2 separate regions of the Homo sapiens genome follow, and region 1 is linked to region 2. Evidence: read pairs that join two places in POLR2A ChIA-PET (ENCODE). Cell type or tissue: GM12878. All regions are shown on one strand. Links, peaks and the distances in the headings refer to the core of each region. The heading gives the core; the rest is flanking DNA.

The links. ChIA-PET counts read pairs that join two places held together with the same protein. Peaks named below come from ENCODE experiments on the same cell type or tissue, not always from the same donor. Only the 100,000 strongest peaks of a DNase experiment are listed, where the experiment ranks them.
Region 1: POLR2A ChIA-PET joins it to region 2 with 5 read pairs; 1 of 35 experiments calls an interaction of 5 or more read pairs at or near these places.

The regions. Positions count from the first base shown.
Region 1 is chr6:70,731,785-70,748,057 of GRCh38, forward strand. SMAP1 (small ArfGAP 1) reads left to right here. Exons shown (of 11, transcript NM_001044305.3): 2 at 594-727. It also overlaps the pseudogene NDUFAB1P1. Among named protein-coding and RNA genes, the nearest start is that of SMAP1, 72 kb to the left of the region's middle. In GM12878, for the core only: no CTCF peak of the experiment used is centred there; a DNase peak (open chromatin) is centred at 9,154.
Region 2 is chr6:70,642,519-70,658,791 of GRCh38, forward strand. No RefSeq gene overlaps it. Among named protein-coding and RNA genes, the nearest start is that of SMAP1, 17 kb to the right of the region's middle. RefSeq lists an enhancer at 15,449-15,538. In GM12878, for the core only: no CTCF peak of the experiment used is centred there; a DNase peak (open chromatin) is centred at 8,962.

The sequences.
Region 1 (16,273 bases), core at 5,393-13,392, 90 kb after region 2:
AAAATTTTTTTTTCCAGAATGTTGGGTGCAAAATGGAAGTAACTGTAGAGTTAAAGAGCACTTTCACTAATTACCAGTGAGACTGTGCATATTTTCATGCTTATTGGCCATAAATTTCTTCTGTGAATTATTCATTCATATCTTTTTGCTTATTTCGCATTGGGCTGGTTGTCTTTTTCTTATTAATTTCTACATTTAATTTTTGAAATGTCTTTGATTTTTTATTTGTTGTTAATCTTGTGCATATCTTATGCATTTAATAAAGAAATTATTTTTACAGTAGGGTATTATTACTATTCCTGATTCAAATATGCTAAGTGAAGAAGCTGTTTATATAAATTAGTTTTAAAATCTTAGAGTGGAGGGGAAGTTTCTAGGAAAGCAAAATGAGTAAAATCAATAAGGTTCTTAAAGATTGCCAAGACACATGTCTTCTTAGCAGACTGCCGCCAGTACCATTTGAAAATTTGAGCATGTGACTTCTGTAAGCTTCCATTATAATTATATAAAACCGAGAATGCTTCTAATATGCTGTTATGTTTATTTTTGTTTTTAACATTTGCTTTTTTTTGTGGTTTCTTCTTCTAAATTAGGTCCTCGATGGGCTTCCTGGAATATTGGTGTGTTTATTTGCATCAGATGTGCTGGAATTCATAGAAATCTTGGGGTTCATATATCCAGGGTCAAATCAGTCAACCTAGACCAATGGACAGCAGAACAGATACAGGTAAACATGACGTTACCAAGAAATTATTTAAAATATTTAAAATGATTTAAAAATATTTAACCCTTCTTGCATCTAAGGATTAACATTGAAAAGTAGTTTTGTATGTTGAAATGGCATATGCCACGTATAAAATTGGAATATTTGAATTTTCAGTTCACAGATGTTTATTTCATTTTGTGTCTATAGTAAAGTCAGTTTTTAATCTATACTTTCTAAAATGTTGATTTTAAAGTGTTTTTAAAGTATCATTTCTCTTGTTGATAAAATTTGCCAGTATAATTCCATAGTTTGTTTTATTTTTTTTTCAGTGGAGGGAGCCTGGGTAAAGATAAAATAAAAAACCACCTGTAGCCTAAAAATGGACTTGAGTAATTTCCTTTCTGTTCTGAGGTGTTCTTAGTTTTCAGACAAGGCCCAGAAGTTGTAAGACAACCCAGTGAACAAATGTTCTTATGACCAACCTAAACTTACTTATGAGTGGTTTAACTCTGCTAGAGGTAGATTTGTAGTTTTAAAAGTTTGCCATTTTCCCAATGTGACAGTCTTAAATTCTCAAAATCTTACTTTTTATCTTTAAGGTTGGCCACTATTGTAAAAATGAGTACTTCTACTGGTCTTATTATGTAATTCACAGTGAAGTTACACCACTTATTTATGCCCTTTTGAAATTACTTTTAAGTCACTATGAAGTGCTAAATACATAAATATATGTGGTTGAGACTCAGTGATACATCTCAGAATCTTAACCCAATAGTTTACATGAATGGGGTGAAGTAAAGGTAGAAAAACAGAATGGAGATCTTCAGGCTATAAAGTCAAGCATAATTTATTTGGTTCCATCTTAAATTAGTTTTTGAGCTTTTCGCTGGCTAGAGCATAAAGGGAAATGCAATCTTTTATGTACTTTCAAGATCCTTGAGGAGAAAACATACTAGTTATATCAAAGAAGCAGAGCTTTTTAAACACTTCCTGTAAGGCAGTGTTCTTAGTATCTCTGTAGAATATGGTAACAGATGTCATGATGTTGTAAGTCTTTTTTTGTTTGTTTGAGACAGGGTCTTGCTATGTTGCCCAGGCTGGTCTCAAACTCTTGGACTCAAGCGATTCTCCCATGTCAGCCTTCCAAGTAGCTGTGACTATAGGCATGCACCACCATGCCCAGCTGATGTTGTAACTCTTTTTCAAGAAACGTGTGAGGTGTAGCTTGACAGTATAACTTGGTGTTTGTAATGGGTTATGGAGGTACAAAGCATTCACGACCGAAGTATCCTGCTTTTTTAATGGCTTATTTCAAACTAAGGATAAAACACGAGATCCTTCAACAGTTCAGTTATTCAGAAATATTTTTCTCAATTAGGTTGTTGAGAGGAAATGAATAGCAAATTATTTGAGATGGGCAGCTGTATAGCTTAGAGTAGAATTTTGTAATCAGAGGGCTGCAGTTCACTGGTTTTCTTTGGCATAGGTTACAAGTACATGGCAATATATTGGATTTTTTTTTTTTTACAATGTAAGGATTTTAAAAACAGTTATTAAATAATAATATTTGAAATTGTATTTGAACATTATTTGATTGCATTTGCCAACTTCTTGATAGGAATTGCTCTGTCTGGCCCCCCTCCCCTGCTCTTCCCATCTTTTTTTTTTTGAGACGGAGTCTCACTCATGCTATTGCTCAGGCTGGAGTGCAGTGGTGTGATGTCTGCTCACTGCAGCGTTTGTCTCCTGGGTTCAAGCGATTCTCCTGCCTCAGCCTCCCAAGTAGCTGGGATTACAGGTGCGTGCCACCATGTGTTGCTAATTTTTGTATTTTTATTAGAGGTGGGGTTTTGCCATGTTGGCCAGGCTGGTCTCGAACTCCTGACCTCAAGTGATCTGCCCACCTTGGCCCCCCAAAGTGCTGGGACTACAGGCATGAGCCACTGGACCCGGTCTCCTGTGTTTCTTTTTAAAAAATTGAGGTAGGAAATCCTGGTCGGGGTAGCCATGGCAGCTTGTGTCTGCCACCTGCCCTTGGCCATCACACTGATGCACCGGGTCCCGTGCTGGCCACAGCCTGCTGCTCAGCATCGCCTGTGCTCTGTGGGGACTCTGATGAGGCTGGGGCTTTGCAGCTGGCTCCACAGCGGGCTTTGGTGCTTGCGCACGTGCTGGGTAGAAGTTACACAGTCGTGCTGTCAGTATAGTGACTTGCCCCCTTTGATGTTAGAGGGAATCGAAGACTGTCTTCTTTATATCTTGAAACCCTGTGACAGGATTGACCCAGAGAAGCTCTCAGTGAATTCTTACTTTATGAAAGACCTGTGCTTGGACAGTTTGGACCAAGTAGAGAGTAAGCATGGTCATGGAAGATAAATTTGGGTTTGAAATTCCTGGTATAGATATGGAAAAGTTAATATGTCCACAAGAAATTGTAGATTATATTGCAGATAAGAGAGATGTATATGAATAAAATATCAGACCCTTTTGCTTCACTGGGAGAAGACTCAGATGATACTGGTGAGTGTCTGGAAGTGAGAATGCATTTTGGCATTATTGCTGACTTTGGCAGAGTAATTCTGTTAGACCTGGGTTTAAATTGTGTAATTGTTTTACTCTGAAAATAAACGTATAAAACCAAAAAAAGAAAAAACTTGACTTATAATTACAGAGAGAACAGTTCACAGATCTCATTTAGTTTTATGAGTCTTGGCAAATGTCTGTATGATGTCACCAATACCCCAGTGAAGATAGAGCATTTCTGTCACACTAGAAAGTTCCTTCATGCCAATTTCCAGTCAAGTCCCCCAGGGGCATACACTACACTGATTTCTATCCCATTGGGTTAGTTTTGCTATACATTAAAATGTCTGTCTTTTTGGAGGCTGTTCCTATTAACTTTGACGTTTAATTCAGATGGGCAAAAGTGATGATCACAATGTGATATAATGTTCCATATTCATATGATATTTTATAATAATTTCTTTGATATAAAAAGTGCTTGAGGCCAGGAGCGGTGGCTCACTCCTGTAATCCCAGAACTTTGGGTGGCCAAAGTGGGCAGATCCGAGAGTTTGAGACCAGCCTGGCCAACATTACGAAGCCCCGTCTCTACTAAAAATACGAAAATTAGCAGGGTGTGGTAACACACACCCGTAGTCCCAGCTACTCTGGAAAGTGAGGTGGGAGAATCACTTGAGCCTGGCAGGTGGAGCTTGCAGTAAGCCAAGATCCTGCCACTGCACTCCGCCATGAGTTATAGAGTGAGACTCAGCCTAAAAAAGAAGTACTTGGGAGGTATTTATTTATGGAACTAAGAGAAATACTTTTACTGTACATAGTTACATAGTTATACCCTTTGTCTTTCCCTGCAACATTTCATAATTGTGTTTCTAATTTTCAAAGATGATACTGTTTTGGCTAGCTCTATTTTTTTAAAAATACCTTTTATTAGTAAATATGGAAACATGATTTAATCTTTGAGCCCAGTCAAGCTGTTAAATAAAAATGTTCTTTGTGTGTGTGTGTGTGTATAATTCTGTAAAATGTAAATACTAAGTTTTTCCTCAAGGTTACTTATAAACTGATATTATATGTACCATATTTTTATCTGTTATTTATGTATATGTTATGTGTTTCAGTTTTTAGAGCACAACATGTACAGCTGTTAGAATTGCTGTATGCTTATTTTTAAAAGAAAATAGTTGTTACCCAAAACTTACTTTGATTTTTAATAACATAGAAATAAAGTTACTCACTGTAAAAAAGTCTTAAAAGTTCTTTTAATGTGGTTCATGGTCAGATTAATTGTGTTTGGTCTTGGGTTTATTGTCACGTACTTCTCAAATTTTTGGAAAGGACCAAGTTTTTTATACTTTTATAAATACTATAGCTTCCTTCCCCTCCCCCCACCCAAGATATTATACATTTGGGTGGAGTAAAGAATGGAATACCAGAATTAACTGTTGTTTTATAGCAGTATCAAACAAATCCCTGTATATGCCATATGGATACAGGAAACAAGGATTTATGAAATTGTTTCAGTATGGAAATTTGGTCTATAGTGATAGTTATTAATGTTTAGCATTTGTAAATATTAAGATTAGTAGATGTCTTTATTCTACTTGCAGCTTGACAAACTAAAATTGAAATAATGAGCTGTTTGGAAAGAAAGTTAATGTCATTGTTCCAGTTACTCTTAAAAACTTGTATATTCTATGGTTCTTACTCCTTTCTCCCTTTTACTTCTGTGTTCTTAATTCTTTTCTTGCTTCTGCTGCTTTCTAGTTTCATTTCTCCGACAAGTCCAAGGCTTTGCCTTATTTCTGATGTTCTCATCAGTGTCACATCTCCATTTGTTTTACACAGTGCATTCAGAGTAATTTTCCTAGAACATTGCTTTGGTTATTTTACTTCCATCCTAAGAAATTTGCATTGATTCTTCTGTGAGACTCATAAAACTTTTTATTTTCATTAAACTGGTCTTCATGTTCCTCTGCCTTCTGGCTTCATCATTTGTCTTTGACCTTACTTCAGATGCTTTACAACAAATAGCTTTGGCTGTACCAGACAGTTCTTTCTGCTGAAACAATCTGATAGTGTGTTCTTTTGTTTTGTTTTGGTTGTGCTATTGTCCTTGTTGGAAATGTATTTTTTGTTTGTTGTTTTTGTGATGGAATTTTGCTCTGTCACCTAGGCTGGAGTGCAGTGGCACAATCTCATCTCACTGCAACCTTCACCTCCTGGGTTCAAGTGATTCTCCTGCCTCAGCCTCCCAAGTAGCTGGGACTACAGGCATGAGCCACCATGCCTGGCTAAATTTTTTTTTGTATTTTTAGTAGAGACAGGGTTTCGTCATGTTGGCCCGGCTGGTCTCAGCGTCCTGACCTCAGGTGATCCACCTGCCTTGGCCTCCCAAAGTGCTGGAATTACTGGCATGAACCACCGTGCTTGGCCGGAAATGTATTTTGCATATTCCTTGTGGCAAACCAGATCCTTCCTATTCTTTAAAGCCCAGCTTAAATCTCTACTTTAATAAAAGATTCTTCTGTATGTAGTATGTGCTCAATTATCTATGGCAAGTACCATATATTGTTACCTTTGCTTATATCTAACTAAATTGTAAGTTTCCAGCAGTTAGAACATTTATCATATGTGTCTTTGTAGTGCTGTGGTGGCTTCCACTATGCTAGGAACACAGTATGCACTTGATTTTTTAATGGCATGCTGAATCAGTCTTTGGTTTGATTAAATTCTGTGAGATAACGCTTATTATCCTTAGCGATGAATGGGGAATGGAGAAAAAAGAATCATGCACTCCCCTTCCCCATTTAGCCTGTATTTTTATATAGTCTCTTTTTGTTTCTTGATCTCTGTCCTTTTCACCTCATGTTCCTGTTTCGCTTTAAAATTCCAAAAATACAGCAGCCTTAGGGAGGGTAACTTGAGCTAGCATATGAAAATTCCAACGGTAATATATGCAGGTACTAGAAAGGCAGTATTTTTCAATAATTAAAACTGTCCAGAAGTGAAATCGATTGCCTTGGAAGATAGGTTGGTTTACTCTTAACTGGAATGGTTTGTAAAGAGGCGGGACAACCACCTGGAATCGTGTGGCTGGGATTTAAGCATTCACTAGGTAGATGAGGAGTAGTTTAGATGACTCTGAAGTTTCTTCCATTCTTGAGAATGTTTTAGTTGTATAGTCAGTCTTCTTTAGTTACCATAGCAGTTCCAAAAACATTTTCATTTCTTGTCTTTGCATAAAAATTATATCATGGTTAGTGATGGTGATTCAGCTTTTACCAAAAGTGAAATTCAACCTCAGAGGATAAAAAATGTTGGCACTCTCACATAAGTCAAAAGAGTGTGAAAAGATTCTCAGGTTAAATCTGTAAGACAGATTTTTTTTTCTGAATCTGGAAGGAATGTTTTTGAACACACTTGCTGTTTATATTTTCTATTAAGAAAAAAAAAAAAAAACCAGTGGATACAGGTTTCTATTGTAACCTAGTTATTCCTAGAAAAACCTATGAGCTAACTGGGTAGTCTTTAACTTAACTTAGCAATACCTATGTCATAGTATTGACTTGCTTGTCTTAATTTAAACTTTTGATCTTTCCTAGAAAAAATTTCTTATGGAAGGCAAAATCAGGGGTTTTCATCAGTCTTCATAAGTAAGCTTTGCTGTATTCTGTGGCCTCAACTTGAATTCTTAGTCAGGCCAAATACAGAGTGAACAGGCAAAAGAGTATTGATAGGTAACATAAATATTTTACGGTAGCTTAAAAAACAACTAAAACTACAGGCACTACTTATGTTAGTGGTCATGTTGTCCCAATATTCAGTGTTAAATTGAGATGTTTAGGATTATAAGAGGAGATGAAAGTGGCTAAGTACATTAAAGAAGTTTTCTGCTCTTTCACTCTGACATAGTTATTTCAAGTAAAGTTGGAATAAATTTTGTTATTTAGAAGGACATTAATTTTTCAAATAAAATGACTTACAGTTGATTAAAGTACAATATTTGTGTGGTACCTCTGCTATCTTTAAAAAATAAAAATCTGGAACTGGAGAGAACCTAGAATATTGATAGGCAGTCAAAATTTAAATTTTACATGAGATGTGCAAGTTTGTTTTACTTAGAGCGGATTCCAAGAATGTATTGCTTTGATCCTTCCTCCTGGGTGCTGTCTTAGATATTGGTGAGTAATTAGATTATCAGTTTATTGCAAAAAAGTTTTCATGACACTATTTTTTAAGTCTGTGGATGAAGGTGAGATAAGCATAGTATTTTCCATGTGAGTTCTGCAGAAGAGAAACATAAATAAAATATATAATTAAAATCAATTTTACCTGTTTTAATTTTTTTAAATGAGGCTAATAGAGATTTAAAATGATATAACTGGCTCACTTTATCTTTTGTTGCACAGCAGTTGTATAGATGTATCAATTTTTATGCATACACTAGTACCCACTGCAGATTTCCTTTGCTCGGTGTTTGATAAATCTTCTGTGCTTATGTGTTTAACTATATATTTAAATATAAAGTGAGTTTCTTTTAGACCAAAAATACCTACATATGGTATGCTTCTTCAGTATGTAGTTTTATATCTTTTTTTGTTTCAGTGAAGTTTTTTGAGTTACAGTTTATTTTTGAACTACAGTTTATTTTTAATATTCTCTTGCTTTAGTTTTCTTCTTCAGTGACTCCTCTTACCTGTATGTTGGATCTTTATTACCTAATGGCAATATTTATCATTTGCTTTTGGATCCTTTTTGTTACTTTTTTAAATTACATTTTTTTCCGTCTGCCTTTCCATTTTTCTTAGACTATTATTTGTTGTCTACGGTTCATTTTGTTTCATGTTTATTTCTGAAATGTTTTTTCTTTTATTTCCAATTTTTTCTTGATTCTGTCATTTTAATTCTGAATATTTCTTATTTTAAAATTTCAAATTTGGTTGTTCTGTTTTTCCATGTCTTTAATTTTATATGTTTTTTCATCACATACATGTCTTTTAGCTAGTTCTGAAGTAGTAGGTTACAGTTTTAATCTGTTTTTTGGGAAAAGTTTTCTAGATGTGTCTTCATTGTAGAGCTATTATTCTTACTCCTTTTAATATTAACTTTATATGAGATTTTACCTTGATTCTTTCTGCTGATCATTTTTATGCAATATTAATTTTCCTTTACTTTTAGGAGGAAGTCCTATTCAAGATAGCTTTTTTAACTTCACATACCTCCCTCTTCCGTTGTTTTCATGTAATGTTTAAAAACAAGGCCATGGCTGGAGGCGGTGGCTCATGCCTATAATCCCAGCAATTTGGGAGGCCAAGGTGGGTGGATCACCTGAGGTCAGGAGTTCGAACCAGCCTGGCCAATATGGCAAAATGCCGTCTCTACTGAAAATAGAAAAATTAGCTGGGCATAGGGCATGTGCCTGTAGTCCCAGCTACTTGGGAGACTCCATCTCAAAAAAAAAAAAACAAAAAAAAAACCCAAGGCCATTTGTTGAGATGTTCTTGTTCTGTTCCCTTTTTGCACTTTTATCTGGACCATCTCCTTTTGTATTATCTCTGTTATACCTGTCCTGCTCAATTTTGAGTCAATTCCCAGGTTTTTTCTTTTTCTCAGTTTGGGGTCCTATCCTGGAAGAGAAACTTCATGGTCAGATATGAGAGTTTGTAGGGGCTAGACTGTCTCTCCCCATTCCAAGCTTATTGTGGCCCATTCACACTTAATTGTTATTGGACTGTGTATTAGTGTGTTTTCACACTGCTAATAAAGACATACCTGAGACTGGGTAATTTCTAAAGAAAAAGAGGTTTAATGGACTCACAGTTCCATGTGGCTGGGGAGGCCTCAAATCATGGCAGAAGGTGAAAGGCACATCTTACATTGCAGCAGACAAGAATGGGAGCTAAGTGAAAGGGGTTTCCCCTTATAAAACCATTGACTCTCATGAGACTTACTCACTACCAAGAGAACAGTAAGGGGAAAACCGCCCCCATGATTCAATTATTTCCCACTGGGTCTCTCCCACAACACATGGGAATTATGGGAGCTACAATTCAAGATGAAATTTGCGTGGGGACACAGCCAAACCATACCATTCCACCCTTGGCCCCTCCCAAATCTCATGCCCTTACCTTGCAAAACCAATCATGCCTTCCCAGCAGGCCCCCAAAGTCTTAACTCATTTCAGCATTAACTCAAAAGTCCATAGTCCAAAGTCTCATCCAAGACAAGGCAAGTCCCTTCCACCTATGAGCCTGTAAAATCAAAAGCAAGGTAGTTACTTCCTAGATACAGTGGGAATACAGGCATTGGGTAAATACAGCTGTTCCAAATGGAGAAATTGGCCAAAATGAAGGAGCCACAGGCCCCATGCAAGTCGGAAATCCAGCAGGTCAGTCAAATCTTAAAGCTCGAAAATTATCTCCTTTGACTCTGTGTCTCACATGCAGGCCACACTGATGCAAGAGGTGGGTTCCTATGGCCTTGGGCAGCTCCACCCCTATGGCTTTGCCCCTGTGTCTTTGCAGGGTATAGCCTCCCTCCTGGCTGATTTCATGGGCTGGTATTGAGTGCCTGTGGCTTTTCCAGGTACATGGTGCAAGCTGTTGCTGGATCTACCATTCTGAGGTCTGGAGGATGGTGACCCTCTTCTCGTAGATAACTAGGCAGTGCCCCAGTGGGGACTCTGTGTGGGGGCTTGCATGACACATTTCCTTTCCATGCTGCCCTAGCAGAGGTTCTCCATGAGGGCCCCACCCCTGCAACAAACTTCTGTTTGGACATCCAGGTATTTCCATATATCCTCTGAAATCTAGGCGGAGGTTCCCAAAAGTCAATTCTTGACTTCTGTGCACCTGCAGGCTCAACACCACAGGGAAGCTGCCAACCCTTGGGGCTTACACCCTCTGGAGCCATGGTCTGAGCTATACATTGGCCCCTTTTAGCCGCAGCTGGAGCAGCTGGGATGCAGGGTACCAAGTCCCTAGGCTGCACACAGCAGGGGGCCCTGGCCCTGGCCCACAAAAGCATTTCTTCCTTCTAGGCCCCTAAGCCTGTGATAGGAGGGGCTGCCAGGAAGGTCTCTGACATGCCCTGAGGACATTTTCCCCATTGTCTTGTTAATTAACATTTGACTCCTCATTACTTACGCAGATTTCTGCAACCGGGTTGAATTTCTCCTCAGAAAATGAGTTTTTCTTTCCTATCGCATCATCAGACTGCAAATTTTCCAAACTTTTAGGCTCCGTTTCCCCTTTAAAATTGAATGGTTTTAACAGCACCCAAGTCACCTCTTGAATGCTTTGCTGCTTAGGCATTTCTTCTGCCAGATACCCTAAGTCATCTCCTTCAAGTTCAAAGATTTACAAATCTCTAGGGCAGGGGCAAAATGCAGCCAGTCTCTTTCCTAAAACATAGCAAGAGTCACCTTTACTCCGGTTCCCAACAAGTTCCTCATCTCCATCTGAGACCACATCAGCCTTGGTTTCATCATCCATATCATTATCAGCATTTTGGTCAAAGCTAGTCAGCAAGTCTCTAGGAAGCTCCAAATGTTCCCACATTTTCCTGTCTTCTTCTGAGCCCTCCAAACTGTTCCAGCCTCTGCCTGTTCCCCAGTTCCAAAGTCACTTCCACATTTTTGGTATCTTTACAGCAGTGCCCCACTCCCGGTACCAGTTTACTGTATTAGTCTGTTTTCATGCTGCTGATAAAGACATACCCAAGACTGGAGTAATTTATAAAGAAAAAGAGGTTTTAATGGACTCACAGTTTCACATGCCTGGGGAGGCCTCACAATCATGGCAGAAGGTGAAAGGCACGTCTCACATGGCGGCAGACAATAGAGAATGAGAGCCAAGTGAAAGAGGTTTCCTCTTATAAAACCATCAGGTCTTGTGAGACATATTTATGACCACGAGAACAGTAAGGGGAAAACCGCCCCCATGATTCAGTTATCTCCAACTGGGTCTCTCCCACAACGCCTGAGAATTATGGGAGCTACAATTCAAGATGAGATTTGGGTGGTGACAGAACCAAACCATATCAGACTGGGGAAAAATCCTTTTCAACTTCCTGTGCTTTTCTCAGATTGGTTCATTGTGATTTCCAGTTTATATATCTCTTGAATGTTTTGGTATTTTTTTCTCAGATCCATTGGACTCCCCATTAGTTGCAGGCCATCAGGCAGGTCTAGTGGTCATTGTAGTGGTTTGTTTCTGGCAGGTCTAGTGGTCATTGTAGTGGTTTGTTTCTACCTGATGGCATTTTGAAGTTTGTGGGGATAATCAGTTAGTTAGTTTTGTTGTAACTATCATCTATTGGTTTTTAGTTTTTCTACCTATGCCTTTCTGTTTTCTCTTTTCTGGGGAGATTCTGGGAACTTAGAAAATTATTTCTGCTGTTAAAGAATTTTTATGATAAGCAACATTTCATAGAATAAAATTTTAGTTAAAGGTAATTTGGAGAACTCTGTGTTAGAATATTATTTAATCTCTTAGGGGTTTGGCCCTTGGATAAATTTTCATAGTGTCTTGTAGAACCAGGCACGTAATAAGCTTTCAGTAAACAATTCTTGGTATACATTTATTCAAGAAAACCATAGGCCAAAAAGCCTTTTTTCTTATTTTGTGGAAGGATTTCTCATTATAATTTGATCAAGCTAACAACATTTCTCAAATTAGGGCCTCAGGTATATGCTTAACTTTTTAAGTTAATTGAGATTCAGTTGATGCTGAACCCTTGCTAGAATCATTAAATGCATCTTCAAAGAAGAGCAGAGAATGGGAGCAGCCTATAGCATTGGGTTATTGTATTGCCTGCATGTGAAGATTGAGGTAAAGAAAGAAAGTGGTACTGTCTATAACAAAATTTAATCTGTGAAGTTTAATAAGAGATTTGCATTTTAAGCAATCCATTTGGAAAAAAGTATATAAATTTTTAATTTGAATGTGCAAGATTATGCCCTATATTTTCTTTTTCCTCTTGATTTGTTAAAAATTTTTAAGGTTAAACTTTAAATAAGGTCAGTAATACTAATAGTTTTTTTGGAAATGGCATATTTTAGAATTTTCTGTTACATGTAGGTGATTATCACTATGTCAAAGGAGTGAACAAAATTGTTAAGATGTTACTTAGTGGAGGATTTTCATTTAACTCCTAATTCTTTTTTTTTTTTTGTTATACTTCAAGTTCTAGGGTACATGTGCACAACATGCAGGTTTGTTACACAGGTATACATGTGCCACGTTGGTTTGCTGCAACCCATCAACTCGTAATTTACATTAGGTATTTCTCCTAATGCTAACCCTCCCCCAGCCCCACACCCCCGATAGGCCCCGGTGTGTGATGTTCCCCACACTGTGTCCAGGTGATCTCATTGTTCAATTCCCACCTATGAGTGAGAACATATGGTGTTTGGTTTTGTATCCTTGTGATAGTTTGCTGAGAATGATGGTGTCCAGCTTCATCCATGACCTACAAAGGACATGAACTCATCCATTTTTATGGCTGCATAGTATTCCATGGTGTACATATGCCATGTTTTCTTAATCCAGTCTATCATTGATGGACATTTGGGTTGGTTCCAAGTCTTTGTTATTGTGAATAGTGCTGCAGTAAACATATGTGTGCATGTGTCTTTATAGTAGCATGATTTATAATCCTTTGGGTATATACCCAGTAATGGGATGGCTGGGTCAAATGGCATTTCTAGTTCTAGATCCTTGGGGAATTGCCACACTGTCTTCCACAATGGTTGAACTAATTTACAGTCCCACCAACAGTGTAAAAGTGTTTCTGTTTCTCCACATCCTCTCCAGCACCTGTTGTTTCCTGACTTTTTAATGATTGCCATTCTAACTGGTGTGAGATGGTATCTCATTGTGGTTTTGATTTGCATTTGTCTGATGACCAGTGATAATGAGCATTTTTTCATGTGTCTGTTGGCTGCATAAATATCTTCTTTTGAAAAGTGTCTGTTCATATCCTTTGTCCACTTTTTGATGGGGTTGTTTGTTTTTTCCTTGTAAATTTGTTTGAGTTCTTTGTAGATTCTGGATATTAGCCCTTTGTCAGATGGGTAGATTGCAGAAATTTTCTCCCGTTCTGTAGGTTGCCTGTTCACTCTGATGGTAGTTTCTTTTGCTGTGCAGAAGCTCTTTAGTTTAATTAGATCCCATTTATCAATTTTGGCTTTTGTTGCCATTGCTTTTGGTGTTTTAGTCATGAAGTCCTTGCCCATGCCTATGTCTTGAATGGTATTGCCTACGTTTTCTTATAGGGTTTTTATGGTTTTAGGTCTAACATGTAAGTCTTTAATCCATCTTGAATTAATTTTTGTATAAGGTATAAGGAAGGGATCCAGTTTCAGCTTTCTACATATGGCTAGCCAGTTTTCCCAGCACCATTTATTAAATAGGGAATCCTTTCCCCATTTCTTGTTTTTGTCAGGTTTATCAAATATCAGATGGTTGTAGATGTGTGGTGTTATTTCTGAGGCTTCTGTTCTGTTCCATTGGTCTATCTCTCTGTTTTGGTACCAGTACCATGCTGTTTTGGTTACTGTAGCCTTGTAGTATAGTTTGAAGTCAGGTAGTGTGATGCCTCCAGCTTTGTTCTTTTTGCTTAGGATTGTCTTGGCAATGTGGGCTCTTTTTTGGTTCCATATGAACTTTAAAGTAGTTTTTTCCAATTCTGTGAAGAAAGTCATTGGTAGCTTGATGGGGATGGCACTGAATCTATAAATTACCTTGGGCAGTATGGCCATTTTCACGATACTGATTCTTCCTATCCATGAGCATGGAATGTTCTTCCATTTGTTTATGTCCTCTTTTATTTCGTTGAGCAGTGGTTTGTAGGTCTCCATGAAGAGGTCCTTCACATCCCTTGTAAGTTGGATTCCCAGGTATTTTATTCTCTTTGTAGCATTGTGAATGGGAGTTCACTCATGATTTGGCTCTCTGTTTGTCTATTATTGGTGTATAAGAATGCTTGTGATTTTTGCACATGATTTTGTATCCTGAGACTTTGCTGAAGTTGCTTATCATCTTAAGGAGATTTTGGGCTGAGACGATGGGGTTTTCTAAATATACAATCATGTCATCTGCAAATGGGGACAGTTTGACTTCCTTTTTTCCTAATTGAATACCCTTTATTTCTTTCTCTTGCCTGATTGCCCTGGCCAGAACTTCCAACACTATGTTGAATAGGAGTGGTGAGAGAGGGCATCCTTGTCTTGTGCCAGTTTTCACAGGGAATGCTTCTAGGTTTTGCCCATTCAGTATGATATTGGCTGTGGGTTTGTCATAAATAGCTCTTATTATTTTGAGATACATTCCATCAATACCTAGTTTATTGAGAGTTTTTAGCATGAAGGCTGTTGAATTTTGTCAAAGGCCTTTTCTGCATCTGTTGAGATAATCATGTGGTTTTTGTCATTGGTTCTGTTTGTGTGATGGATTACGTTTATTGATTTGCTTATGTTGAACCAGCCTTGCATCCCAGGGTTGAAGCTGACTGTATCCTGGTGGATAAGCTTTTTGATGTGCTGCCGGATTCGGTTTTCCAGTATCTTATTGAGGATTTTTGCATCGATGTTCATCAGGGATATTGGTCTAAAATTCTCTTTTTTTGTTGTGTCTCTGCCAGACTTTAGTATCAGGATGATGTTGGCCTGGTAAAATGAGTTAGGGGCGATTCCTTCTTTTTCTATTGATTGGAATAGTTTCAGAAGGAATGGTACCAGCTCCTCTTTGTACCTCTGGTAGAATTTAGCTGTGAATCCATCTGGTCCTGGATTTTTTTTGGTTGATAGGCTATTAATTATTGCCTCAATTTCAGAGGCTGATTTAAGTCTAAATTCTAAACTGCCTAATTTAGGTAGAACTGAGAGAGAATAAATAATAAGTTATTTGGAGATAGGGGCTTAAGTCCCCCTATAGAGTACAGGAAGTTGTTAGGTGGTGTTGAAAGAATACATGTATGTATCAGTCATCTAGAAACATAATTATTAATTTTATTGCACATAATATTTTAGAGGTGTATTCACTTTCCTGCTTTGTGTGAATATAATGGTAGAAGATAGCATTCATAGTTAAAATACTGGCCTGGGACTGTAGAACTGGGTTCTGCTTCTGGCTCTATTAACTAAATGGTGGGTGATCTTCAGTACTTGAAGAAAGTGGCTTTTAAAAAATATTGTATTATCTGGTCATATGGTAAGTTTTAATATTTTTTAAATGTATCACTATTATTTGTATAGTAACCTTTATTTGTTTACCAATCACTGAACGCATACCACAATGTGCTGAGGGCCTTTCAGGTAGAAAGGTGGAAGAAAGCATGTCGTGTTTGAGAAAGTAGTGTTCTGTGACCAGAGTGCTAGGTGCAGTTATATGTGTCAGAGGAGGTAAAGGTGAAGGTTACAGCCAGTGACTGGTTTGGTGCTGATCTTATGAGTGATAGTAGGGAGAGAGTAGGGAGCTCTTAAAATATTCCTGCAATAGCCTAGGCAATAGATGACTAGATCCTGAATTAATGTAATGGCAGTGGACTTGATAAACAGGAGATGCCTACAAAGAATATATTGAGGAGTCAGAATAACCAAGACTTTTGGCAGAAGAGGGGAGAGTCCAGGATGATTCCTGAGCTGGGCCTTAAGCACCTAGAGTGAAAGTGATGGTTTATTCCTGGACTTTAAGTGGTATGGATATTATAGTAAGTAGAGATGACAGAAGAGTGTAATGTGAAGCTTTTCCAATTTTGTCATAACAATGTTTAATTGCATTGCTTACAAAAAAGAATACATTCTCTCCGTTTGTAGTAATTAGCAAATGCTGCAACAGATAAATCAATATCTGAGAATATCTAGAAATTGTGAAAAGTATGAAAACTGCTACCTCTAATTCCACATCATCATTAAAAAATTTGAATTGTGTGGTTTATTCTTTAAAAAAATAATTAAAACAGAGAACAGCTTCCCCTAAAAAACAAGTTTATGAAACTGAAGGAATGGACTCTGTATTAAATATTTCCAAAGAGTTCCTGAGA
Region 2 (16,273 bases), core at 4,856-12,855:
CTATGGCTGATAAAGAGAGAATATCTATGAGATGCTGCACTCCAATAATTTCAATTTCAAGCACTCCACTTTCTGATCACCACATTCCAGATTTCTAGTTTATTCACACCAGTATCTCAATTGCAACAATTCTTAACACCACGCTTACCACCTTCTCATATCTCTCACTCTTCTTTCAACCTCCTCCTTATCTAGCTTAAATTTCTTAATCAATCACAATCATCCCCTTGAATATAGCTTCCACTTCCTTGCCCCATCTCTTTTTCATGCTCATTTGGCAAAGCCCCAACGTTATTTAAATAGAACTCTCCATATAGTTCCCCTTCGTCCCAAATATGGCTGGAGAAAAACATCCAACTAAACTAGTTTTTTTTTTCTTTCTTTCTTTCTTTCTTCTTTTTTGAGACAGAGTCTTGCTCTGTTGCCCAGGCTGGTGTGCAGTGGCACAATCTCTACTCACTGCAACCCCCACCTCCCGGGTTCAAGCGATTATCCCGCCTCAGCCTCCCAAGTAGCTGGGATTACAGGCATGCACCACCACGCCCAGCTAATTTTTTGTATTTTTAGTAGAGACAGGGTTTCATCATGCTGGCCAGGCTGGTCTCAAATTCCTGACCTCAGGTGATCCGCCCGCCTCAACCCCCACAAAGTGCAGGGATTACAGGCGTGAGCCACTGTGCCCAGCCTAAACTAGTTTTACGTTAAATTTAAACTCAGCAGCTCAGGGATGCCTATAATTCTACTCAGCAGTGGTATTATATTTCTCTCATCAAAATTACTCTCTCACCTTCCCTGGTGACTGTACCTTCTCATCTCCCCTAAAATCTTTACCTTCTCCTTGGTTTTCACTCCTAGCTAACTATTAGCTATTTTTCTGTGTGTTTGGCTGAGGAATAGAAGCAATCAGAAGAGAGCTTCCCTAAGTCTGCGCCCATCACTAACCCTCAGCGTCTGTGCACTTGTGTGCTGACCCGGTGATGCCCTCACTGTGCTCCTTGCTCCTCCACTTGCTCCGAAACCTTCCATTTTCACCACCCATGGACAACACTCCAGCAATTCTCCCATCTACCCCTGTTTCTTCAAACTCTTTTCTTGATTTTTCTTTCGTTATACGATATATGTTGTAATTTCTCCCATCTTAAAAAACGCCATTTTTTATCCTGCTCCCTCCACCAGCTACTACCCTCTTTCTCTTTCCCTTTCCCTTTATAGAAAGAAAATTGTTAAAGAGTTGATAAAATATTCACTGTTTTAAATTTCCTTCCATTTTCTCTTGAACCCTCTTTAATCAGCCTTTCCTTACCACCACTCCACTGAAGCTCCATATTGCAAAATCTCATCTATTCTCAGTCCTCATTTTACTCCATCTGTCAGGGATTTCATCTTCGAACCCATTTCTTCACTTAACTTCCAGGACACCACAGTCTTCTTCTGATTTTCCTTTTATCTCACTGGCTATTCCTTCTGAACATCCAAGAGCACAGACCTTGGACTTTTCTTTTCTATCTCCATTCATTCCCTTGGTGATCTGATCCAGCCACATGGCATTGAATGCCGCATGTATGTTTATGATTCCTAGATTCTGCCTTTGGTCCAGATCTGTCCCCTGAACTCTAAGCTTATATATAACCATCTAGTCAGCATCTCAAATCTACCATATCCCAAACTGACACTTTATCTGCTCTTCCAAACTTACACCACCCAGTCTTCCTCCTTCAAGGTTGATGGCAACTCCACTCTTCCCACTGTTCAGGCCAAAAAGCCTTGGAGTCATCTTGACTCCTCTTTTGTCTCACACCCAAACTGTTAGAAAATTTGCCCATTTCTTACCATATTGGGCCACCCTCAGCTCTTCTCTGACTTCTCCAGAGACTGAGTACTTTTATATCTCATGTACTAGTGGTCCATGGCAGACCATTTGAGAAGCCCCTGAGTGTGTAGAGGAGAATAAGAGGGTAAGAGAATAAGGTGAAGCTTTCTCAGCAAAAGAAAATAAAAGCAAGAAAGAGTAAGATGATATATTTGGAGGACTGCTAGTAGTTTAACATAGTGAGAGCAAGGGATGTAAGAGATAAAAGCTGGAGAAATACACAGGGGCCAGATATGGAAGGTCTTCTATTATTCACTAGGCAGCATGGAACTTTATTTTGCAGCAATGAGGAATCATTGAAAAGCCTTAGGTGGAGGAAAACATAAGCTGATTTGTGTTAGATCACTCTTAGAGCAAAGCAGAAGATAAGCTATATAGGGCACACCCCTGGAGCAGGGGGAATAGTTAAAAAGAAAGACTATTGTGATAGCCGTGGAGAAAGATGACAAAGGCCTGAACTGAGGGAAGACCTATGGAGATGGAGAAAGAGGGGACAAAGCCAAGAAATCTTAAAAATACAGAATCCCTCAGATTTGGTATATCATTGAATATGGGGAAAGAAGGGAGTCAAGGATGCCTCTGTTCTCTGACTTGGGTGCACTTGGATGGTGGTGCCACCACCTGAGATAGGATGGGCGTAATGGGCCGTGTGCCTTGGCTCACACCTGTAATCCCAACACTTTGGGAGGCCTAGGCAAGAGGATCACCTGAGGTCGGGAGTTCAAGACCAGCCTGACCAATATGGAGAAACCCCGTCTTTTCTAAAAATACAAAATTAGCCAGGCATGGTGGCGGGTGCCTGTAATCCCAGCTACTCAGGAGGCTGAGGCAGGAGAATTGCTTGAACCTGCGAGGCAGAGGTTGCAGTGAGCCAAGATCACACCAGTGCACTCCAGCCTGGGCAATAAGAGTGAAACTTCATCTCAAAAAATGAAGATGAGTGTAACAAATATAGAGAGGAGATGAGTTTCTCTTGGACAGGCTGAGTTCCAGGTGTCCAGGGATATCACAGTGAAGACACCCAGGAAGCTATAAATTTTATGGGTCAAAAGCTCAGAGAGAGGTTTGGGTTGAAGGTATGAGTTCAGAAGTTATTTGAACACATATCACTTTGTTCTAGCCTGGGCATTGGGATTTCTCAGTATGCTGAGGGAGGAGAAAAACAATATAAGGATAACATTAAGTATGCACAGATGAAAAGGAGCCATGAACAGTCAAAATGGTTGGAAGTAAAATGAGAACAGAGAGAGGGTGGTGTTTCAGAATTTAAGGGAGGAATTTCAAGAAAGGGGAATTACCAAGTAAGATAAGGATTAGCTTAGTCAACTCAGGCTGCCATAACAAAATGCCATAGAATGGGTTGCTTAAACAGCAGACATTTATTTCTCACTTTTATTTTATTTTGGAGACTGGGAAGTTCTAGATCAAGGTGCCTACTGATTCAGTACCTTGAACTGATCTTCCCACCTTGCAAACAGCCCTGTTTTGCTGTGTTTTCATGTGGTTGGAAGCAATAAACAGTGCTCTGGTCTCTCTTCCTTTTCTTATAAGAACACTAATCCTATCATGGGGTCCCAGCTCCATAACCTCATCTAAATCTAATTATTTCCCTAAAGGCTCCATCTCCAAATACTATCGTATTGGGGGTTGCGGCTTCAATATATGAATTTGGTGATAAGAGGAGGAGAATATAAACATTTAGTCCATAATAAAAATTAAAGGAGTCCTTTTGATTGGAAGTCAAGAAGCCTTTGGTGGCCTTGCTCAAAACAAATTTTGGTGAAGTTTTGAGTATAGAAGTCTGATGGAAGATAAAGGAAAAAGTCAGAAAGCCAAAACAATGATGTCAGTCTAGTATTCCAGTACCTGGCTTCAGAGGGAAGGAGAAAGTTCTGTATAGACTTATTTAAAGATGGAGAGATTTGAGTATCTCACAGCTATCTAGAAGGTATCAGTAAAGAATAAGTTGATAATTTAAAAATACTGGAGAGAGGCCGGGCGTGGTGGTTCACACCTATAATCGCAGCACTTTGGGAGGCTGAGGTGGGCGGATCACCTGAGGTCAGGAGTTTGAGACCAGCCTGGCCAACCTGGTGAAACTCTATCTCTACTAAAAATAGAAAAAATTAGCCGGACATGGTGGCAGACGCCTGTAATCTCAGCTACTCGGGAGGCTGAGGCAGAAGAATCACTTGAATATGGGAGGTGGAGGTTGCAGTGAGCCGAGATGGCGCCATTGCACTCCAGCCTGGAAAACAAGAGCGAAACTCCGTCTCAAAAAAAAAAAACAAAAAAAAGCTAGAGAGAAAGAAGATGACTAGGGGATGACTGGAGAGAAATAAGCAAGCTCCTTCAGGTAATGGGAGGGATTGCATCAAGAGAAAGAAGAGTTGAGAAGAGAAACGCTGGGGACAGGTAAATGTGTAGGTGTGAGCAGGGCCAGCCAGCTTCTTGGTAGTATAGTCTTGGCAGTTGCACAGGGCTCACTCTCAGAAGAGGCTTGATTTAATCTGCTGTGGCCACTTTGAAATTCTTAATAACGTTGTCTCTGAACTTGTGTTTTGTAAGTGAAATCCAGGGGACAATGGAACACATGCATGAGCAAAGAAGATATGACTGGCAGCAGCGAACATACACTCAAGTTTAGGCCTGGCTGCCTGGCATACATGCATGCAACTGAAGCATTCTGAGGAGCCACAGAACCCTGAAGGGGTGTTAGGGGCTGAGAGTTGGGTCCAGATTGGCAGGTGTGATGGTGGGAGGAGCAGCAAAAGCAATGTGGTTGTGGCCATGGCCCCAGCCCTGGGAGAGAGTCAGGGCTCAGCATGAGGCAGCCCCAGGATCTGCAGAGGGAGGCCACTTTATATCTGTCCCAGGATCCCAACTCTGTGGCATCTGCACAAATATTAACTTTCCAGCATGAACCCTGGGAGAGGAAATTTTGGGGCTCAAGAGGCAAACTTTGTAAATAAATTGTTGTAAAATAGAAGTGTTAGACATGAGCATTGCAATTAAGCATATCATTGACTTATTAGAATCTTTCAGAGTTCAGAATCTCTGGTTTTTAACTACTGCAACACTGCCAAGCAAATATCCATTAAGTTATCATTGTAGAAATTTACTTTTAAAATAAAAATCATACTTAACACAAAACTGATGTATGTGAAGTGTTAAATCTTTTTGGAAAAATTGTTCCCTGAGAATCATCAGCTCTAGATGTACTAAAATTTATATTTCAAAATTTATCAGATATGTATCTCAATGTTGTTGTAGCTTAAAAACATTAACTTAACAGCACCAGTAACAATTGCATCAACACATTCTTCTCAGAATTAAGAATTATCAAAAATTACTTGCCATCTTTCATTTAAAAATAATTGACATTGCTTTCAATTATATGCATTGAAAATGAAATTGCTAAAAATGAAAACTTTGACAATCTAATAAATTTGGAGAAAAGTGAACCAGAAAAATCATGTGATTAAAATGTCACATTAATAAAATATTGTTAGGCCGGGCGCGGTGGCTCATGCTTGTAATCCCAGCACTTTGGGAGGCCGAGGCGGGCGGATCATGAGGTCAGGAGATCAAGACCATCCTGGCTAACATGGTGAAACCCCATCTCTACTAAAAATACAAAAAAATTAGCCGGGCGTGGTGGCAGGCGCCTGTAGTTCCAGCTACTCGGGAGGCTGAGGCAGGAGAAGGGCGTGGACTGGGGAGGCGGAGCTTGCAGTGAGCCGAGATCGCGCCACTGCACTCCAGCTGGGCGACAGAGCGAGACCCCGTCTCAAAAAAAAAAAAAGAAAGAAAGAAAAAAATAAAATAAAATATTGTTATTCATTATATTATATAAAATTGACACCCAAAATATTATTTTGTATGTAATGAAATATTTTTAAGGGAAAAAAATTTTCATATTTTATTACTTTTTTTTTGAGATGGAGTATTTTATTACTTTCAACTGCAGTTTCTCTTGCTCTTTCAAACAAGGGGCCCTGAATTTTCATTTTCCATTGAGCCCTGCAAATTATGTAGTTGAACCCGAGTGTGAGGATGGGATGTTGAGGGAGTCCAGCCCTGATATACTCAGCTTATTTTTTTCCTTTTCTGGAAAGTTGGAGGCGAGCAAGTGGGAGAGTGGGGGAATTCTGTGTGTTGGCCTGAGGGAGAGTTTTAAAGGTTTAAAATGTTATGTGAGGAATCAGTGAGGAGGGAATGTAGCACTTTGAGGGTTTTAAAATACTTCAATATAATGATTTCCATAAGCTTTTTTATTACTACATCTATAATGTGTATTTTATGAGCAATCATAAAGAAAATTACATTTGGGAATTATCCTATGTCTACTAAAACATTTGCCAGATTTAATATCATGTTGTGAAAAGTGGAATACAATTAGCTTCACATGATATGAAATAAGTAGTGTGCTAAGGTCTCAATTACAATAGACAGTAGAGAACAAATGTAAAAGTGCCACGTAAACTGTAAAAGCACTATAGGTACTACAGTCACTAAGTTTGGTTTTAGTAAAATATAAATTTTTAAGATGGATTTTTGTGTTTTTTTTAAAAGTAGAATTTTTCCATTTATAAAACTGGCCATATTCTTTTTGTTGAAACTTTGAAATTTTTGTTATGTAGAGAAAAATATTAAAGGTTCTTCTCTCAAAGTCTACTACTGTTACCATTTTGATATGTTTTCTTCCAGAGGTTTACTCTGCCAGTTAATTAGAATGTAATTGTAATCATATAGTTACATGACATATAAATTCTTCATAAATATCACTTTAATATTTATACAATAGTCCATTATGGGGCTCTGTCATACGTGATTTTTCCTCTTACCTATTATTGAACATTTAGGTTGTTTCTTTTTTGTGATTTTATTTTATTTTATTTTTCAGACAGAGTCTCGCTCTGTCACCCAGGCTGGAGTGCAGTGGTGCGATCTTGGCCACTGCAACCTCCGCCTCCCAGGTTCAAGCAATTCTCCTGCCTCAGCCTCCAAGTAGCTGGGATTACAGGCGTGCACCACTATGCCCGGCTAATTTTTATATTTTCAGTAGAGATGAGGTTTCACCATGTTGGCCAGGCTGGTCTCAAACTCCTGACCTCAGGTGATCCACCCGCCACAGCCTCCCAAAGTGCTGGGATTACAGGCATGAACCACCGCGCCCGGCCCTTTTTTTGTGATTTTATATAACTACATACAGATTCCTAACTGAACGCCTTTCTAGTTGAAATATTACTGAAATTAAATGAACCTTAATCATATTCAACTTTTCTGCCTCTTTCCCTTTTTTTTTACAAACACACATAGATGAGTCACTGACCCATTTGAGTCTTAGTTACTACGACCATTGTATATAAACAAAATTATTATTAGAACATGAAAGGTGAAAAAATACTAAAGCTAACCTCACAGGAAATTACCTTTATGAATTTATTTTTTGTTATATGGCCTCAGTGTTGAAAATGCCTGATAATTTCTTAGCGGGGAGGCAAGGTAAATGTTCAGCTATTGTATAATTTGCTAAATTACTAATAGAAAGAGAGAACTCAGACTGGAAACAGAATGAGGATCCCTGACAGATAAATAAACTATTTTCTTTCACCTCCAAATGATTCAAATGTAAACACAGTAGGTCGTTTGGGAGCACATTTAGATTTTCCCAAATGACCACTGTAACTAGGGATGTTTCACTTGCCCTCTATTCAATTCGATCTCACTATTAATGGGCATTCCAGGATATTTTGTGATCAGGAGACTTGAAAGAGTTAATGCACTTTGCGAAATGCCTAACTTGTATTTGGGATTAATTTACTTCCACAGCAGGATCTGGCTTATTAGAGCTTCAGAAATGTCTAAAGAAAATTCTGTGTTAGATACATCACTGAAATGCTTGCCATCTCCCTGGGAGCCCACATTAAATCAGCTTGGTGGAGTAAACTTATTTTTGTCTTTTTCTTCTCATGAGTTTTTTGCAAAACAGCTGGCCTTTTCTAAAATGAGGTTGACTAACCATTTATAAGATTTGAGAAGGGACTAATTAGTATTGTACGTTGATTGGGGATCGTAGCTATTTTTATTTAAAAATCACATAGAGAGAAGTATTTGTTTGGTGACTTGCTTATAAAATTACTTTTCACCAACCACAGTGTTATAGTGTGGCTACTGTGTAGGAACAAGGCCCAGGATTTTTTTTTATCACTCTCTGAGATTGGGCCTATTGCAATCATTGTTACCCAACTACATGATTTCACACAATCTTACACGTTGAGGCAAGAGATAGCAGTAACCCTGACCTCTTGTTTTCACAGAGGTCTTCATTAATTTTTCAAGGTACAGGCTAGAGCTAAAGTCTTTCTGCAGGCCTTTCCTTCAGTATTGTACAGAAATGACAGGATAAAGCACAGGAGTCTGGCAGTTGAGAAAACGTGACCACGAGGACCCCCTCTCATGTATCCCGACCTTGGATTAGGAGGTTCCTTCAATGCCCTACTGACACTGGGCCAATACTTACCTCCAAAATAGCATCATGAATAACACAAAAAAGCATTGTCTTACTCCATTTGGGCTGCTGTAACAAAAATACCTTATACTGGGTAATTTATAAACAATAAAAATTTATTTCTCATAGTTCTGGAAGCTGGAAAGTCTAAGATCAAGGCATCAGCTGATTCGGTGTCCAGTAAGGGCCTGTTCCTCAAAGATGGTGCCTTCTCTGTGTCCTCATATGGTCGAAGAGGCTCTCTGCTCCCTTAGGCCAATTTTATTACTACCCTTATCCTATTGATAAGGGTGGAGCCCTCGTGACTTAATTACTGTCCCAAGGGCCCAACTCTATATCACTTCAATGGGGATTAGGTTTCAACATGAGTCTTGCAGAGACAATTCGGACCATATCAAACATGGACGGAGTTTCCAGGGTTGAAGCCCTTAGCATCCAATCTCACTACTGCTCTTCTCTCACTATTCCCCAGCTTTTAAGTCCTGTACTTGCAGTTTTTAAAGAACCGAGATATCTCTTTCCTCTTTACCTACATTCTTAGTAAAACCTCAGACTGAAACTCCTTCTCCATGCCCCGCCCTCCTTTGGCTAACCCATCATTGGACTTTCAGGTTAGAGATCAGCTTCCCTGACCACATCCTGCCCCACTAAGAAATAAAAACAAACCAAAAAACTCCAAAGATACTAGCAACAGCAACAAATTTAGAACCTGTTCACCGTTTTCCCACAGCATCCTGCACTTATGCTTGAAATAGCACCTGTACTCTATTAAAATCACCTGTTTACTTGGGGGTGGGGCAGGTCTCCCCTGTTGGACAGTAACATTCTTGAGAACACTGTTCATCTTTATATGCCATTATGTTAAAGAAGTATTGGACACAGTTTTTTTCATCAAGACATTTGCAATCCATTAGTAGAAAAGAGGTATATTTAAAGCCAACAATACAAAATATACATAATTACATAAAGTACAAAGTACACATAATTAAGTTCAAAATTGTTTGGTATAATTATTAGATCATTATATAGACAAGGCAGATCCATGAAGGCTGGAGCCATTTCAGAAGTCTTCATGGGGAAGTTGAGATTAGAATCGGTCAGATGTTGGCATAGCCTTAGGACTGGGGAGCAGAGTAGGGGGTGGTGTTCTAGGATGACAAAGTAAAATGAACAAAAATGTGGAAGATGAGGTGAGCTTTAAAAAATGGGTAAAATTCACCAGATGGAGAAGGCTGGGACATGGAGAAGGAATCTCAAGTAGAGGTCACAGCAAGAATGAAGCATAAGGAAAGAACTAGCTTGATAGAACACTGAGTAGTATTCCATGGTGAAAAGTAATTTAGATTAGACTTGATGGGAAACAAATCATTGTAGATTCATAATTGCCATGGTGGTTTCTTACTTTTCATGACTCCCAAGGAATCACTTGTCCCATGCTCCCTGCTTTTATATCATTGCCTCCCAAGTTTACTCTGAGCTTGGACATGTGACTTGCTTTGGTCAATAGGATATTAGCCAATATGACCTTTAGTGCATTGGGCTTTGTCTTTTTTTTTTTTTTTTCAGATGGAGTTTTGCTCTTGTTGCCCAGGCTTGAGTGCAATGGAGGTGTGATCTCGGCTCACTGCAACCTCTGCCTTCCAGGTTCAAGTGATTCTCCTGCCTCAGCCTCCTGAATTGCTAGGATTACAGGCATGTGCCATCATGCCCAGCTAATTTTGTATTTTTAGTGGAGGTGGGGTTTCTCCATGTTGGTCTCAAACCCCCGACCTCAGGTGATCCACCTGCCTCAGCCTCCCAAAGTGCTGGGATTACAGGCATGAGCTACTGAGCCTGGCCTTGTCTTTTGTAATGGTGCTTTTGCTGTGTGAGCAAGCTTAGGCTAGTCTCCTTGGGGAGAGAGAAAACAAAATGAAGAGAGGGGCCTGGCTGTGCCAGTCATTCCAATCATCCAGGCTTGGAGGCCATCAGGAACCAGCCAGCCCAGTTGAGTCACCAGAAAATTAAAATCACATAAGTGACTTCAGGTGAGACAACCGAATTTCTAGCTAAGACCAGCCATAATTGTTGACCTATGGAATTCTGAGCAGTAAAATAGTCATTGTTTTAAGCTACTAAGGTTGATCTCTGCTTACCTCCCAAGCCTGGCCTAAGTTGTAGTTTTAAGCTACTAAGTGGTTTGTTATGTAATAGTAAATAAATGATACAAATTTTAATATGAAAGATTTTCACCTGTCTCTCTGAGGGCTCCTTTTCAGACACCTGTGCAGGTTCATCATGCTTGGCTTATATTAATAATAAATATTGATGCTCCTCAAAGCTCAATCCAAGGCCATCTTCTGTTTTTACTCAGTTATTCCTTCTCATGTGATTTATTCTACTTCCATAGCTTCTTTAGTGTGATAATATATTACCATGTTTAGGCCAGGTGCTGTAGCTCACGCCTGTAATCCCAGCACTTTGGGAGGCCAAGGATGGCAGATCACGAGGTCAAGAGATCGAGACCATCCTGGGCAACATAGTGAAACCCCGTCTCTACTAAAAATACAAAAATTAGCCAGGTGTGGTGGCACATGCCTATAGTCCCAGCTACTCGGGAGGGTAAGGCAGGAAAATCACTTGAACCTGGGAGCCGGAGGTTGTAGGGAGCCAAGATTGCGCCACTGTACTCCAGCCTGGCCTGGTAACAGAGTGAGACTCCATCTCAAAAAAATATATGTATGTATTACCATGTTATACTTTCTTTCCTTTTTTTTTGTTTTTGAGAAGAAGTCTTGCTCTTGTCCCCCAGGCTGGAGTGCAATGGTGTGATCTTGGCTCACTGCAACCTCCGCCTCCCAGGTTCAAGCGATTCTCCTTCCTCACCCTCCCGAGTAGCTGGTATTACAAGCCCGTGTCACCATGCCCGGCTAATTTTTATATTTTTAGTAGAGACAGGGTTTCTCCATGTTGGCCAGGCTGGTCTTGAACCCCTGACCTCAGGTGATCTGCCCGCCTTGGCCTCCCAAAGTACTAGGATTACAGGTGTGAGCCACCGTGCCCAGCCATGTTTATACTTTCAATCACTAATGTATACTTCCAGCCCAGACCTCTTCTCTGAGCTCCAGACTCAGATATCCAACTGTCTGCCTGACAGCTTTTTTTTTTTTTTTTTTTTTGAAGACAGGGTCTCACTTCAGTTGCCCACGCTGGAGTGCAGTGATGCGATCTTGGTTCACTGCAGCCTCGACTTCCTGGGCTCAGGTGATTCTCCTACCTCAGCCTCCTGAGTAGCTGGGACTATAGGTGCACGCCACCATACCCGGCTAATTTTTTGTATTTTTAGTAGAGATGGGGTTTTGCCATATTGGCCAGGCTGGTCTCAAACTCCTGGACTCAAGCAATCCACCTGCCTTGGCCTCCCAAAGTGCTGAGATTACAGGCTTGAGCCACTGTGTCGGGCTCTATTTGTATATTTCAAAGGCACTTCAGACTTGTGATCACCCTAGAACATACCTCTGGGTGTTGCCCTGCTCAGTGAATGGCACCATCCACCTAAGCTGCATAGGCAGAAACTTCAGAGTCAGTCTTGATACCTCCTTCTCCCTTACTGCCTCTATTGTCCATTACCAAGACTTGTTGATTTTATCTTGTTAAATTTCTCAAATTCACCTACTTCTTACTATCTCTATAACCACCATCCTGGCTGGGCGAGGTGGCTCATGGCTGTAATTCCAGCACTTTGGGAGGCCGAAGTGGGCAGATCACCTGAGGTCAGGAGTTCAAGACCAGCCTGTTCAACATGGTGAAACCCCATCTCTACTAAAATACAAAAATTAGCTGGGAGTGGTGGCACATGCCTGTAATCCCAGCTACTCAGGAGGCTGAGGCAGGAGAATCGCTTGAACTTGGGAGGCAGAGGCTGCAGTGAGCCGAGATCATGCCACTGTACTCCAGCCTGGGCAACAGAGTGAGACTCCATCTCAAAAAAATAAAAAATAAAAAAAAACCCCACCATCCTAATCCAACTATTGTCATCTCTTCTAGACCACTGCCAAAGGCACTTAACTGGTCTCCCTGCATCTGCTCTTGCCTACATCCAGTCTTTTCCCTACACTGCTGCCAAGAAGGTTTTTTTTTTTCCCTCAAAACATAAATCTGATCATGTCAGTCAGAGTTCATAATACTCCAATAACTTCCTATTACTCTTGGTATAAAGGTAATTCCCTAATTGCAATTTATCTTATTTAACAAAGCTGTGTTAATTCAAGTTCTCCAAGAAGCAGATGCTAAGATGGGATTAGACCTGAAAGATGTTTATTAGGGGGGATGTCTATAAAAATAAACAGGAGAAAGAGAATGCAGAAGAACTTTCAGACTGTGAGGCAGGTCTAACACCTGTGGAAGAGACGGGGCAGGAAGGAGGATTTGGGTAGGAAGAGGCTCAGATTGGGTAGGAAGAGGCAGCAAAGTTCTGAGAAAGTTTTGGCCAGGTCAGCAGGGGTCTTTGAGGCAACATTGCCTGTTAAAGGAGTCTCTTGTCTTATATCAGTTGCCTTCCCTCACCCTCCCTACCAGTGCATGCTCGTTATTGGCTGGGAGCAGCCCAGGGGAAGCATGGCCTTGGTGCGAACACAGTGGCGGATTCAGGAGAGCAGTGGCTCAGACTGTCAGTTGCCTGTGCTCCCCTGTGGCAGAAGAGCTGAGTGGTGGGCTTTTATGACCACTGAAAAGCCCTGTATGGTTTGATCTCTGCTTACCTCCCCAGCCTGGCCTTGTACCATGCAGCCCTTTGTGGTCTCAGTATCAATACAAGTCTTTTGTTACTTCCTTGAACATAAATATTATGTGTTTCCAACCCCTCTCCCCAATACAGAAACTAATTTTGTAATTTTAATAGAGAAAGGGTTTCTCCACGTTGGTCAGGCTGGTCTCGAACTCCCGACCTCAGGTGATCTGCCTGCCTCGGCCTCCCAAAGTGTTGGGATTACAGGCGTGAGCCACTGCGCCTGGCCTAGTTTGTCTTTTTAATTGATAAGTAATATTTTATTGCATAAATATATCATTATTTGTTTATCCATTCTCTTGTTTATGAACATTTAAGTTGTTTACAGGTTTTGACTACTGTGACTAAAGCTATTATCAACATTCTTATATAAGTCTTTTTATGAATATATTTTTTTCATTTCTCAGAGTGGAATTTCTGGGTCACAGGAGAAGTATATGTTTAACTTTAACTGACAAACTGGTTATAAAATTTTATGCTCCCAACAGCAATGAGAATACTAGTTGCCTCACTACCTACTTACCATTTGATATTATCATTCATTTTATTTTAGTCATTCTAGTAGGTATAAAGTGGCATTTCATTAGTTTTTATTGTACAATTCCCTAATTACTAATGATGTCTCAGGAGCTTACTGGTTCTTCATGTATCTTTTTGAGATATCTCTTTAAGTCTTTTGCCATTTTAATGGGTTGCCTTTTTATTATTGACTTGCAGGTGCTCCTTATATATTCTCTAAATAAGTCCTTTGTATTTATCACATATTACAAATATTTTCTCCAAATCTATAGCCTGACTTTTGCCTTTTTCTCAATGGTGTCTTTTGAAGAGCAGAAATTTTAAATTTTAATAAAGTCTGATTTCAATTTTTTTTCTTTTATGGTCAGTGCATCTTGTGTCCTAAAAAAATCTCTGCCTATTCTAAGGTGGAAATGAATAAATAACATTTTTAAACAATTTAAAATAAACCTATGCCTATTTCCTTTCCGTCTTGCTCCTAAAATTATGCTACTTTTAGTTTGGAATCACTGAGATGATATACACTATTTTGGTAAGAAGGTCAAGAATGAAAAATGGTGGAAAATTTCATGTGTAAAATGTTTCATTCCAGCAAAGTTACCAAATTGCAAAGGCCTAGAAGAAAGGCCTAGAAATGAGTTCCTTTAAAGACCAGAAAAAGAAGCTAACTTTTTAAAGAGCATGCTGTCTTAGTCCATTTGAGCATCTATAACAAACTATCTTAGACTTGGTGGCATACAAAGAGCAAAAATTTATTGCTCACAGTTCTAGAGGCTGGGAAGACCAAGACCAAAGCACCTGCAGATTTGGTATCTAGTGAGGAGCTATTCCCTGGTTCATAGATGAGGCCTTCTTATTGCTTGCTCAGTTGGTGGAAGGGCTCAACAAGCTCCCTTGGGCCTCTTTTATTTTTATATTTTTTATTATTTTTTTGAGACAGAATCTCACTCTTGTTGCCTAAGCTGGAGTGCAATGGTGTGATCTCAGCTCACTGCAACCTCCACTTCCTGGGTTCAAGCGATTCTCCTGCCTCAGCCTCCCAAGTAGCTGGGATTACAGGCGCTCACCACCATGCCCAGCTAATTTTCGTATTTTTAGTAGAGACAGGGTTTCACCATTTTGGCCAGGCTGGTCTCGAACTCCTGACCTCAGGTGATCCACCCACCTGAGCCTCCCAAAGTGCTGGGATTATAGGAGTGAGTCACTGAGCCCGGCCTTGGGCCTCTTTTAGAAGGGCACTAATACCATTAATTAGGACTCTGTCCAGATGACTTAATCACCTTCAAAGGCTCCACATCTATCAGATTGGGGGTTATGTTCCAACATGAAAATCTAGGGGGACACAAACATTCAGACCATAGCACATTCCCCTCTACTTTCATCAAATGGTGCATGGCTCACTATCAATAATGTTGGTGCTCTACATAAATCTGTTCTATGACTTTTAAAATTTAACAAGCAAAAGAGGAATGCATTGGAAGACTTATGGGTGGTAGTCAAAGAATCTGAAGGAAAGCTAAAAAGTTAAGTCTTCAGAAAAAACAGGAGCTACAGTAGCTGTGAAGATCAAGAGAGCAGGATGAAACAGATGAACTGACGTCTATAGGGATGAATGATCTCCAACTGTTTCTGTCTTTGGGTTAATCCCCTTAAACTCGACTTGCAAGAGGAAAGTACCTGCATGGCCTAATTTAATCACTGTATGGCCTAATTTGGTCACATGCCTAGTACAGAGACCTTGGTTGACAGTCATGCCCTCGAAACTGTATTCAGTAGGGAAGAGGAATAGTTCCCCAAAGTAAAATTGGGGCAGTGCTGCTAGAAGAAGGGAGGAGGGACTCTGGGCAGACAAAAACAATAGATGTTTATTATACCCTTAAAAAGGCAGAACATACATCTTCCAACTTGTGTTCATGTCTTTTATCTTAAGTAGGATGAAATTGCTTATTCACTTATCTTCCCTTCAAATAACCAGGCTTAAGTTAAATTACTGCCAAGTTTAGATTTGTGAAAGCCGAGTCTACCTGATTAACTTTCATCCCAGATCAGTTTTGTTGTTACTGTTTTAGCTCTTGAAGTTGACAGTGTATTTCTGATTACTTAGAATTTATCTTTCAAAATTGAGATGCAGAAACTCTGTGAAATCTAATCTTAAGTGGGGAAAAGGCAGAAACATGAAATAAAATATAACTTGACCAAGATTGGAAGTGAATTGGGAGTGACATAAACAGGATTTTTGTGCATTAGGGTCCCTTTTTTTAAAAAACGTCACTTAAGTCTCAGTGGCTTACATCTGTAATCCCAGCACTTCAGGAAGTCAAGGCAGGAGGATCCCTTGAAGCCAAGAGTTTGAGACAAGCCTGGCCAACATAGTGAGACCCCCATCTCTACAAATTTTTTTTTTAAATTAGTTGAGTGTGGTGGTATGTGCCTATAGCCTAGCTACTCAGGAGGCTGAGGCAGCAGGATTCCTTAAGTCCAGGAGTTAGAAGCTGCAGTGAGTTATGATGGTACCACTGCACTCCGTCCTGGGTGACAGAGCAAGACCTTATCTCTAATTTAGAAAAAAAATGCTTAAAAAGTTATGTTTCTTCAATCTGCTTAT